Linked DNA regions of Homo sapiens: region 1 is linked to region 2. Evidence: chromatin contacts called from ENCODE Hi-C or POLR2A ChIA-PET data. All regions are on one chromosome and are shown on one strand. Each heading gives the region's core, a stretch centred on a gene start or an enhancer-like site at or near the end of the contact. The rest is flanking DNA. Distances are from core to core; before and after follow the strand shown.

Evidence for each region. Hi-C counts contacts between places; a loop is a spot of excess contacts on that map. ChIA-PET counts read pairs that join two places held with the same protein, here RNA polymerase II (POLR2A). Pooled maps may share reads with other maps.
Region 1: a map of CD8-positive, alpha-beta T cell shows a loop between it and region 2 (9-fold over the local background). The contact joins the promoter of IFT57 here to the promoter of TBC1D23 in region 2. A Hi-C loop is called at or near these places in 1 of 168 maps with a recorded cell type or tissue (CD8-positive, alpha-beta T cell) and 4 of 50 pooled maps. POLR2A ChIA-PET finds 5 or more read pairs at or near these places in 1 of 52 experiments (activated T-cell).

What each region holds. Positions count from the first base shown.
Region 1 is chr3:108,220,627-108,226,985 of GRCh38, reverse strand. IFT57 (intraflagellar transport 57) reads left to right here and starts at 4,562. Exons shown (of 11, transcript NM_018010.4): 1 at 4,562-4,875. The coding sequence starts at 4,664. It overlaps LOC124909405 (a long non-coding RNA gene), which reads right to left and starts at 4,381. Exons shown (of 2, transcript XR_007095999.1): 1 at 4,300-4,381; 2 at 2,502-4,040. RefSeq lists a silencer at 4,355-4,648 and an enhancer at 4,584-4,843.
Region 2 is chr3:100,258,677-100,265,318 of GRCh38, reverse strand. It overlaps TBC1D23 (TBC1 domain family member 23), which reads right to left and starts at 4,327. Exons shown (of 19, transcript NM_001199198.3): 1 at 4,248-4,327. The coding sequence starts at 4,300. RefSeq lists enhancers at 1,580-2,248, 3,586-4,254, 4,030-4,519, 4,255-4,923.

The sequences.
Region 1 (6,359 bases), core at 3,313-5,812, 8.0 Mb before region 2:
ATCTGAAATTTATGTGATGGAAATCATAGATGTAATTTTATTTCCATATGGATAGCCCATAGTTTTAATAGCATTTTGCGAATAGCTCATTTTTCTCCACTAGGAGGTAACACTGATTCTGCCGCAAACTAAGTTTCCATATGAATGCTCATCTGCTTTCAGGCTATTTTGTATATATTCTGATAATATCATTAATTTATACTTTTATTAGGAATCTTGCTATCTGATATATTGTAATTCCTACCTCAGACTTCTTTAAAATTTATGCTTACATATGAATTTCAGAATAGCCCTCCTGGAATTATAGTTGAAATTATGCTAAATTTATAGATTGGGCAAATATGCTGACTTTTCTCATTATAAACATTGTATTCCTATTTGAATTTTTCCAAAACTTTCAGTAAAGTTTAACAATCTCTCTATAAAGATAATGATAGGTTTGTTCCTGGGTGCTGTGTGTTGCTTATTATGAGGTTTGTTTTTCTAACTATCATCTCCAGTAACTTTTGGGGTTTTAAGTGCTTTTAATTCAAAATAGTCAATAGAATACTATGCATCCAATAACTCTTTTTAGTTTGGACCTCATATATGGCAAACTTGCTGAGCTATCTTAATAGCATGTCTGTAGATTCTCTTGGATATTTTAATTAATCACAGCAACTGCAATAGTTACTCCTATCTTTTTGTCTGAGTGCACTGGTTCTGGTCTATAGGGCAGTTTTGAAGAGGTAATGTAAATTGCTTTACGAGGCACCGCTTTTAAAGATTTACATATAAATATGATTTTTTTCCTTCTAGATTTTTGGCAGACACTTTTGATGAGGTTGAATGGGGCTTAGAACATGCCACCCCAAAATATGCTGCTGTTGCATACTGATTATTGTGATATGAAGGCACCTGCGATACAGCAGATATATGAAGGGCTCTCTGACCTTCCCCTTCCTACTTAAAAGCAAGTCATAAAATTTCCCATGAGAAAGAAGCCATCCCTGTACCAGGAAATAACATTTTTATGATGGGAGCCTGGAAATTAATGCTAAAATGGGTCTGCAGAAACAAACCTATTAAAATAATCTTTATCTTCCACTAATTTTACCCATATTTTTCCTAGTCACTTGTCTACAGTTTGTCAACCTTAAATCCCTTTTCCTTTGTCTTGTCACTTCCCTACAAATGTATCATTCTTTGTTTTCTTTAAAAAAAAAAAAGGCATATAAGCTGTTGGTCCTATCCGCTTCATTTTTCTTTTGAATGCTCCCATGTGCATGTAAAAATATTAAATAAAATTTGTGTGCTTTTTTCCTGTTTACTTGTCTTATGTTCATTTAATTCACAGGCCCAGCTATTGAACCAAAGAGGGCAGAAAAAGTTTTTCCTTCTCTATAGTTTCAAGGAAGATTTATTCAGTTAGCGATTTTCTAAGTTTTTAACAACCCAAATGGGTGGTACTAAGCCATTTATAACACAGCACAGCTTTGTTCTTTAAGCCTACCCAGTTTGCCTGAAGGATTTGCTCTTCTATTTGAAGGTGCAGCTGGAAAGCCTTCCTCCATTCTAGAATCTGCCTCCTTTTCACCCCCAGCCTTGCTAAGCACCTTTCAGGGAAATCCATTGAGCTTAAATTGGCTTTGACTGGGATACTTTTTTTTTTTTGAGACAAAGTCTCATTCTGTTGCCCAGGCTGGAGTGCAGTGGCACCATCTCTGCTCACTGCAACCTCTGCCTCCTGGGTTCAAGCAATTCTCCTGCCTCAGTCTCCTGAGTAGCTGGGATTACAGGCGCCCATCACCACGCCTGGCTAATTTTTGTATTTTTAGTAGAGACGGGGGTTTCACCATGTTGGCCAGGCTGGTTTCGAACTCCTGACCTCAAATGATCCGCCTGCCTCAGCCTCCCAAAGTGCTGGGATTACAGGCATGAGCTACCGTGCCCGGCCTGGAATGCTATTTAGTTTTCAGAGTTTCACAGAAAGATCCACGAGTTTTAAAAAGCTGAGGCAGGGGAACCGCTTAAATCCAGGAGGCGGAGGTTGCAGTGAGCCAATATCGTGCCATTACACTCCAGCCTGGTGACAGGGCAAGACTCCGTCTCAAAAAAAAAAAAAAAAAAAGTTACTTTCAATTACCTCACAGATAGTTTGAAAGAAATAAAAGTCAAAGTCAGAAGGCCAGCTATTAATAGTGGCGAATACAGTAAAACCAGGGATGAAATTGAGATTTTACAGGAAGAATGAACATGGCTCATTCTCTTCAAGCTCTAACTCCTTAGTCAACAAATAAACTAGTCCTGCAAACCAAAACAACAAAAAAAAACCTGATACAACTGTATTCCCCAAAGTTTCCAAGTGGCTGAAACAGCTAGAAGAGGATTTGAGTGCATTTTCACACACACGAAGAAAACTATCAAGGAAAAGATCTTTTGATGTGTTACAAACTATTACAGGTAAACAAGGAATCAGCAAAAATAATCCCTGGGCTTTACAAAACAATGAAATTTCAGTGTTCTTTCTAAAACTTTTTATTGGGGAAACATGCAGTATTGAACAGTTAGCTTTTTTGTTCTCTTTGTGCCACAATTACTGGAAATACTTTATATTTTTGGGTTTTTTTCTTCTTCACAATTAAGGGGGGAAATTATTCTGTATACTGCTTTCAGGCCAGGCTGTGTCAGTATTTTACCTGGGAAGGAAATGGCTAAGACCCTGGGAGTCGTTTTGTTTCCCCCAAGTTAAAATACATACGTTGCTGGAGGATTTATCAGCTAAAAAGCAACGTTTGACTATTTCATACTGTGTTACGTAACTTCCTGAAAATGTCAGAACATCTTAAGTAGGCAGCATGCCTGGCAGGAACATCTCCCTCCCTGAGTGTAATAAATTTACTTCCAAAGTCTGAGAGCTTTTTCAGAGTCATGTAAAAAGCCCCAGTTTGCTTGTTAGTTAACTTAGGACCCCAAAACATATCTAAGCTTTCATTTTTCAGTCTTATAAAGCCATACATCTATCTTACACTACTGTGACTGTTATACATACATATAACACCCCCAAGCTGCACATGTGGTGGTGGTTGGGGTATGGACTTATCGGGGAGAATCACTGTTTCAAAAAGGCAAAGACCAGGAAAGATCAATTTGGTAGTGGGGTAACATCAAATCCAATTTTCTCACTCAACTTTATTAAAAGCAGCTGGCTCATGACTTGTGGTAGGCAAGCAATGTTATTTATTTAAAAAGCAATTCTCAGTGGGCTGCCCTTCAGGTTATTCTCTACATAAGTCTGTAATTTTATGTACTTCCTTTCTTTAATGAAAAAATGGTATTTGCCCTTCTGACTTTTCACTTTGATAACCTTATTAGTATCAGAAACAAGTTAGCTGTAGACGGATTACAATGAAAAGTGTTCTCATTTTTTCTAATAAAAACAGGATATTGTAGATACATTTCAAATTTCAGTTGTCCAAAAATGTAGCCCTTCTATATTTTGTAGTGGCAGATACAAGAGATCAGAGAGCCCTTAAAAGTCACGTTATAAACATGAACATATGTTCAATCTCTTGTACTAAGTTTTCTTCCCAAAAACTGCCAGGCATCCACCACTTACCTCATTTTTTGCAACTGTTAAGAAAATTGCCTAATACAGAAGCCTTTTGAAAACTGTAAAGCTGGGCCATTTCTGTGGTCAGTTATGTACCTTTTCTTAAATTTTCTAGGTCAATAACTGCAGAATACAGTAGTAACACCCTATCTTTAGCCACCCTTAGAGCTTTAGGGCAGGGAAATTCCTTTTAAGACCATCTCTATTCTGTTGGATTTAACGAAGTACCCAAACACTTTATACTACATGTAATGGGTTTGAAACAGATTAAGCAGCAGGATGGAAGCTTAGTATTCTTGTTTTTGAAGTAAAACAAATCCTTCCAAATGCCTCCTTTTGTTCATTGTCTTCCTCATCCTTCCAACCACTTTCCTAGCACTGGAGTAACAGCCAGGCAACGTAATACAGTACTTCAAGCTTTACAATATACTGTTAAGTGCAGCATTGCCTAGTGAGAGAAAGATAAAATTAAAGAAAGAACGAGAGAAACCTCTCGTTGGAAAGTTCCTGCAGTAAAAGTGAAACCTATGGTATTGACTATCTTTACAACTATGAAAAACTTTTCAATTCTGAGAAAATAAAGGTATCAGTGAGCCAGTGCAGCCTTCAGTGCTACACGTCTTCACCTCCCTTTAATCTTTTTAACAGCTACTAGCTGACCCAGATGCCCGCTTAATTGCTTTTAGCAACCACCAGGTCCAACACACCTCAAGCCAGCTCAAGACTCACTAGGCAAGCGGAGCAGAAACGTAAGCCGGCTCCCTTCAGACTTTCAGCGAGGGAGAAGACGCAGCCGGCAGTGGGGCGCGAACGCCACGCCTCCATGAGGGGCGGGGCTGCTTCCCGACCACCATTTCCACAGAGGCAGGGCAAGAAGAGGGCCACAGGTGACGTCATTCAGGAAAGCCGCCCTGATTGGAGGGAAGGAGGCGGAGTCTAGTTTCCCTGGTGACGGATTGTCCGGTGGTCGCCTGGTAACCGGTCGTGGCTGTACTGGCGGCGGCAGGGCTGGCGGCTTAGGCCGCAGAGGTCTGTGGGCCTGAGCCCACGCTGGACTCTGTCCGTTCTGCGATGACTGCTGCTCTGGCCGTCGTCACGACGTCGGGTTTGGAAGATGGGGTGCCTAGGTCCCGTGGCGAAGGGACCGGGGAAGTGGTCTTGGAGCGGGGGCCCGGCGCGGCCTACCACATGTTCGTGGTGATGGAGGACTTGGTGGAGAAGCTGAAGCTGCTCCGCTACGAGGAGGAGTTCCTCCGGAAGAGCAACCTGAAGGCCCCGTCCAGGTGGGTGCCGGCGTCCCCGAGCGCCCGGGTGCCTGCTAGCCCCCAGGGAGATGCCCTCCTTGGTCCTGCTGGGAACCAGTTTCGTGAGAGCGGGTTAGCAATTCCTTGCCTCCGTCTTCCTAGCCAGGGAAGGGCACTTCACCCCAAACTCCCGGGAGGTCCGTGGAGCTCACGCAGCCCTGACTTGGTATTTTTGTAGAGAGAATAAATAAGTTTTGGAACGGCAGAAAGGATCGGAAGACAGCTTGCCTGTTTTTTTCCAACACACACGCATTACCAGAAAACACAAACTATATTTTCTGATTGTAAAGATGAAACAAATACTCATTGAAGAAAACTCAGAAAAACACAAGTAAATGTCTAGAAAAATTATAAGACCGTCCAAAATTCGCCTCCAGAGAGGAATGCCATTATCACTTAAGGCTTTTTTTCTAGTTTGGGGTTTTTTGTTGTTGTTTAAGACCCTGTTCATACAACTGGGGACCGTGGGTACTTAGGATCCTGTTAAGGAGCACTTTAAATGCGGTTAGTAAACTTGTTAACTACTTGCTATGGTTTAAAAGACTTCTGCCTTTGTAATAACCATACTCTCAGAAACTGAAAAGTGGAAAAGACGAATGACAACTATTGAATTGTCCCCCTATCATAGAACCTAAAGTTTTACCCTTGTTCCGGTGGGGGAAAAGTCCAACATATCCTGAAAGCAATGCCATTACTTGCTGAGGGTAGTGGTCAGCTAGGACCTTCTCCTCAAATCACTGTAGCTTAGCAGTAGCCAGATAAATCAGTTTTATAGCTTTTCTTTCACTTTAATACTTACATTTGTATATTTTATTCCATAAAAGGCAATCAGTATTAAGAATCTATAGTACTTAATGTCTACAGCCAGGCTCAAATAATTTCCCTTGATAGTTTTAATCTCATTCCACTGCTGTCTTCCAATAACTTGAATTGAAAGATATGTAGGCTTGATATAAACTGTTCATATTAAATTAGTCCATGGTCGGAGAAAAGATAAAGGAAAAAGTAGTGTTGCTTGATCCATGTTAGAAAAGGTAGTCCTGGGATTATTACTTAAAGTGAATTGATCAGGATAATATAGACAACCAACATTTCCTATGTTAATAAAAATGCATTTTTTTCCAAGTATATTTTTAAAATGAAAACAAAATGTCCTTAAGGTTCTGTTGATGTCATCTCTTGCACTGTGTCCTCAGGGGTTCAGCAGGATACTTTGAATCATGGATTTGTGTGGGGATATCCTAGTCCAATGGTTCTCAAAATGTGATCACCAGACCAACAGCATCAGCATCACCTGGGAACTTACTAGAAATGAAATTCCTCAGGCCCTTTCCCAGGTCTACCTTTTCAGTAATTATAGGGATGGGGCCTAGCATCTGTTTCAGTAAGCCTTCCAGATGATTCTGATGGACACTAATGTTTGGGAACCACTGTCCTAGGTTTACAGTATCTATTGGTGTTCA
Region 2 (6,642 bases), core at 3,078-5,577:
GCATTATACCAACAGACAATTCCACAGCTCACAAAAACACTGGAGTCAGGAAATTTATATGAAATGACAGCTTAGTATGCTATTGCACATAATTACAGGAAAGTTTTCATTCATGCGTACATTCATTCAATAAACATTTACTGAGACACCTGCCTTTTATCAGCCACTGCCCTTGAGAAGTTCATTATCTAAAGAACAATGATAAGTCATGTAATTACACATATTTTAGTATAACATGTAAGGTGATACAATGTGACATATACAAATTCCTCTGACCTACTCATTCTGATATATATATAACCTAGAACCCTGCTAACTTAAGTGTGGTCCATAAACCACCAGAATTGGCAACCCCCAGCAGCTAGTCAGAAACAGAGACTCTCAAGTTCCACCTCAAAATATATTGAATCACAATCACAGTTACCTGGAGAGCATTTTAACAAGCTCCCCAGATAATTCCAATGTACGTTTAAATTTTGAGAAGCAGTGAACTAGAACATAACTGAAAATCAGCAAAAACAATGTCATAGAGTCCACATACTTTTAAGATCTTCAAGGTCCATCCTGAGCCTTTTTAAGAATGTATATACAATTTCAACAAGTTCAATGGCTTAGTTTCACAGACTAGGAACAAATTGAGATACCACTGACAACAAAAAAAGAAAATAGGAAAAACTTATAAAAAGCAATCTCAAAAAGGGATAGCTGTGTCACTTAACATAGCAACAATTTGTCTAGATAGGCCCTAAAAGTCTCACCACATTACAATAACACAAAAGTAATCGATGTTCTCAAACATGCCTCCTGTATCTAGAACATAAATTCCCTGAGGACAGAGACCTAGTTCTATCCTTAAATTACACTTACATTTGTAAACTGAATGACTCAAGTCATTAAGATGAGTTTGAGCTAGGCAGTAAGATATATGATACATTTTAGAAAAAATTCCATCTGACAGAGTTAAAATAAAAACATTTACTCCAAAAAGAAAGAGAGATAAAGAAAGAGAGGGAGGGAGGGGGAGGGGAGAGAAAGACAGAGTAGAACACCCGGATGGATGGGGCACACCTGTAGTCCCCAGCTACTCAGGAGTATGAGGCCAGCCTGGGCAACATGGCGAGACCTCGTTTCTTCAACAAAACAAAACAAAACAAGAGTAAAGCATCCCCATTCTATAACCCATTCACCAAGCACTCTAAGAACAGAGCCTTTACTGAACCTCTGGCTCCCAATCCCAAAGTCTTCCTATTCAAATCCTCTTCTGGGGGGCTGATGAGAGTGCCAGGATAAAAAGGAGAAAGATTAGAAGAGGATGGAGGGAAAACAGAAATCACCGACCATGTTAGGGTTCCTCCATTCATGAAAATGAAACCAGCAAAAATACAAAGACACACCAAAGATACATCAATCCTACAAGAGAAAAAATGCTGTCTCTAGTAAACATTCACTCCATGTCCTCTGCCCATGTGAACCAGAGATTCTCACAATCCCTCTAACCTAAGAACTCCCCAGAGGCACCTTAACTGTGGAAACATTTCCCCTCATGGCACTCTATGAGCTGGTTACCGCCAGTTTATGACACAATTCACCGTTCCAAAACAGCAAACTTCAGGCTATAACCAGCTAGGTCACTTTCTGAAAAGTGTTGTAATGTCTGTCACTGATTCTTAAAAGGTGCATTTAATTAGTTAAAAACTTTTTTACTATTTTTCCAGATCTATTTTTCTTTTTTCTCTTGCCATTCTTGCAGGATACCAGAAGCAAAAAGACGTATTTTTCTGCAACTTCTCTCCAACCAGGTAGTTCTCATTCTTACTCTCAAAACAAATTAGTTGTCTTGTCTATGCCCTTGCTTATGCTGTTACTGTCAGGCCTCTGAGCCCAAGCCAAGCCATCGCATCCCCTGTGACTTGCACGTATACGCCCAGATGGCCTGAAGTAACTGAAGAATCACAAAAGAAGTGAATATGCCCTGCCCCGCCTTAACTGATGACATTCTACCAGAAAAGAAGTGTAAATGGCCGGTCCTTGCCTTAACTGATGACATTACCTTGTGAAAGTCCTTTTCCTGGCTCATCCTGGCTCAAAAAGCTCCCCCACTGAGCACCTTGGGACACCCACTCTGCCCGCCAGAGAACAACTCCCCTTCGACTGTAATTTTCCTTTATCTACCCAAATCCTATAAAACGGCCCCGCCCTTATCTCCCTTCGCTGACTCTCTTTTCGGACTCAGCCCGCCTGCACCCAGGTGATTAAAAGCTTTATTGCTCACACAAAGTCTGTTTGGTGGTCTCTTCACACGGACGCGCATGAAAGTTACTCCATTCAGAGGCCTTTCCCATCTCTTAATCTGATTCTGCACTAATATGTTAGCTCCAAGCCATGTGTGGATATTTAATATCTGAAATGTGGCTAGACCAAATTGAAATATAAGGTAGCTGTAAAATGCACATTGGATTTTGAAGACTTGGCACAAAAAAGATGTACAATTATCTAATTTTTTAAACAATGATTACATGTTGAAATATGTTAAATAGATTATTAAAACTGATTTCACCTGTTTCTTTTTAGTGTTTTTTTTTTTTTTTTTTTTTTGAGACCGAGCCTCACACTGCCGCCGGGCTGGACAGTAGTGGCTCGATCTCGGCTCACTGCAACCTCTGCCTCCCGGGTTCAAGCGATTCTCCTGCCTCAGCCTCCCAAGCAGCTGAGATTACAGGCACGCGCCACCACGCCCGGCTAATTTTTATATTCTTAGTAGAGACGGGGTTTCACCATGTTGGTCAGGCTGGTCTGGAACTCCTGACTTCAAGTGATCCGCCCGCCTCGGCCTCCCAAAGTGCTGGGATTACAGGCGTGAGCCACCGCGCCCAGCCTTCTTTTCAGTTTTAAATGCTGCTACTACATAATTTTAAATTACAATATGTGGCTTCTATTAGACAGCCCTGGGGCTTAAATCCTACTTATTCTTCAAAGCCTAGTTGAAACACTGCTGCTTTCATGAAGCTTTCCCCCAGTGACTCCAACTGCCCCAGCCCCCACCGCCAACCTCTCGTAACACTTTGAATCACACTCACAAAGAATAAGATTAATTTTACCTTGTTACACCTTCCCAACTCCAACATAAGCAAGTTGAAGAAAAAAAAACTATATCTAGATCACCATGAAGTTTTCCTCTGACACCTTGGAGAGCCCAGCGCTACGGTAATGTTTGATGTCTGCTAATGGAGAGCTGAATTTCTTAATTACTAATTATCTATCCCTTTCAACGATTTCCATTTTTTTCCTCTGGGATTAAAGTCGATGTCTATCAATGTCCTGTATTATTTTTAAAGTGCCCATGAGCTGTACACATACAATATAACGAACAAGCAAATCCAAAACTAATACATGTGGTCAATACACTTAGATCAACTGTAAAATTTAGACAAGCCTCTAAAGGTCCCTTTTTAAAAAATGATGTTGTACAACCTAACAGTGTATCGTGAGATCAACTATTTCAAAAGTAGAAGCCTTTCCCAAAGATTAACACTGGGTGAGCAGTTTACCAAAAAATTATTGGCGGTCTTCCCCCACAATCCCGAGTATAAATCAGGTAAGCATGCAACAGCTTGGGTGCAGTAAGAGCAAAGTCCCACACTGCATCCAAAGCTCAGAAATCGAGCTGTGAGAAATGTGGTAGTAGGGGAAAAGATGACTTGCGTGAAGGAGACGAACGATGAAAACTGTTGGAATGCAAAACGAGATAACAGCCAGAATAAAAAAAAGTATACCAACTAAGTGGGAGGGATTCTCCTCGGGTCAACCTCTGAACCCTCAGGCGAAGGTCGCAGTGGTCATTTCAAAACGTCTTTTCTTCACATTGTATTTTAGTGACTCAGATCTGCATCCAACAAACTTCCTTCTTCAGCCTACTCCAACTCCCACAGCCAGGACTCCGGCCAAACCCAGCCCTGAAGCCACCCACTCCAGCACACTTTGGAGACTGACAGACGACACAGGAGGACCGTTCTGAGGCCCAGCACCTGGATGACACCCCTCTCCTTGGGAGTCCCGCCCCAGTCCCTTGGGCAGAACCAGGCAGGCAGGGGGCACCCAGCTGGCAGAGGGGTAGGGCAGGGCACCGGACTTCGCCTAGGACCGGCCTCTCCGTTCCATGCCGACGCCAGACGGCTCCTCGGGGACCGGCAAGATGGTGAGAAGGAAGAATAAAGGGGCATTGGAAATTAGCCCCGGCTTTCACTCACCAGCCGTCGCCGCTCGACGTTGGCAGCGGCGGCACATCTTCTCCTTCCGCCATTGCTGTTGACGTCCACGTCACTTTGCCGAAAAGTGGATCCGGCGCTGAGACCAACTCCGAGACTCAATGTCGTAAAAGGTCTTCGGAAGTCCAGCACTGAGCTTCCCCAGAGGGGAAGAAAGAGGGAGGTGGCAAGGGACTGGAGGAACGCAACGTCACGGCGTCCCGAGGCCGAAAGGCAGCGTCTTGGGGGAGGAGACTTGGTGGAGGCAGCTGCCCCTCCAAAGACTACATGTCCCAAGATGCCACGGTGCCGCGGGCGGGGCGGGGCGCGGTGGACGCCGTCCCAGTTGGAGGCCTTGTGTGACAAACAGCGTGTCTTTTTAGCGTCCACTTAGCGTCTTCATTCCAGCTTGGCGTCGAAATTAACAAAGTTAGAATTTACAGTCCTAACTATTGGAGAAAGCAAGGGAAATGGGAATTGACATAGGGAAGGCGGACGTAGGAGAAGAGCCACAGTTCAGTAATTTCCTGCTGTAGCAATTTAATTTGAAGAAAGAGTGGGACGTAAGGAAAGGGGCAGACCACCCCTATTTGTGAGGCCCCGTCAAAAGTGTAAATGAAGGCCCACATACTTTTTGACTGAATATTTAAAAGTTGTAAATGAAGCTATATACTAAAGGAGATACGTTCTAGCCTCCTACCTTAAATATATCTTCCTAACAGTCTGGAAGATCAAGTCCGAATTTAGAATTCTAGGACTGGAATTCCAGGCAAGCAGAGCTGCCAAAATCCTTCTCTACGCGTTCCACTTCCCCTTTACACCGCATGGGCGGACACTTGGCCACCGCCGGGGCCTTGGGGTGAGCACACGCTCAGGAGGATGGACCTAAAGAAACGCTTTTGCAAGCCCTGAAAACAACAGTGATGAAGTAGAACTGCATGTAACAATATGGATACATCTGAAAAATACGCTGTTAAATGAGCAAAACAGATTGCAGACGGATAGGTAAAGTATGGTATCATTTATAGTTGGTGTTTAAAAGACAATATATTTAAAATAGATCCATATGAGTTTAAAATGCAGGAGAATGATATATAGAAAACTCGGAATGGCAGTTACATTCAGGGAAAGGGAGGAGTTTCCATGAATTTTTAAATATTTATTAAGGGCCCCAAGGTGGCCACATAGGTGGCCAGTGTTCTTTATAGAGTCTATACTTAGGTATCTAAAATGTTTCATAGTTTCAAAAACTATTTGTTTTAAATAGATACAAAACAGTACAGCTATCTCATTTACAACCAAAAACATGTTCACTCTCTTCCCTAAAGGGAAATAATACAGATCTGCATGGTACTGCACCCACTTCCAAGGCCCGGATCTCTGTAATGTTCAGTTCTCTGTTAGGGAACATTTCTTTTAACATAGAATGAGACTGTAGATGCCCTCTATCAAAAAGAATAAAAGACGTGAATCTAGGTCACATTACCATTCTAATATTCAGGACCTCCCCTGGGTCCCTTCAATTGTTGCCAGTAGATTTTCAGAAACTTTTCAGAAAATGGTTTTAAAACCTATTCAGTCATTGACATGAGAAGCAGTTGCTCACTGGTTAAGAAGATTCTAGTCCTCAATTATGATTCATTTTGAGTATAATTAAATCAGCAACTGCTTTATAGTCTCTGGTAAAATATTTTCCCATTAAAAATATGTCACTTGACATTTTTAAACAGTTCTTTATTCTGTCAAAATAAAGTGGAAAGTTCTGACTTCTATGTTCTTTAATGGAGCCAGAGCCAGCTTCATGGGCATGTAGTCTATGCAATAGCATGAGACCACATGCTTAGAAGAACTCTGTGCTTGATTTCATGCTCTGGTGTTGCCATCTTGAAATTCTTAATAATTTGGGAACAAGGAGCCACTGGTTTTAATTTTGCACTAGGCCTCACAAATTAGGGAGCCAGTTCTAGATAGGGTCAATATCTTAGTGATGTATAACCCATTGGGGACAAGATTTCAACCAAAATTGTTTAGCGATAGTGTCTTCTAGCGGATTTTTTTTTTTTTTTTTTTTTTTTGAGACAGAATCTCACTCTCACCCAGGCTGGAGTACAGTGGCATGATCTCAGTTCACTGCAACCTCTGCTTCCTAAGTTCAAGTGATTCTCCCGTCTCAGCCTCCCAAGTAGCCAGGACCACAGGCGTGTGCCACCACGGCCGGCTGATTTTTGTATTTTTAGTAGAGACGGGGTTTTGCCATGTTGGCCAAACCATTTTTCTTTATTATTATTTTATTTTTATTTTTCTGAGACAGGGCCTCACTCCCTCAAGTAGAATTTGTTAAATTCTAATAATGGACCTCTGCTTAAAACAAAACAAAAATGCTTTTCAAGAACTAGAG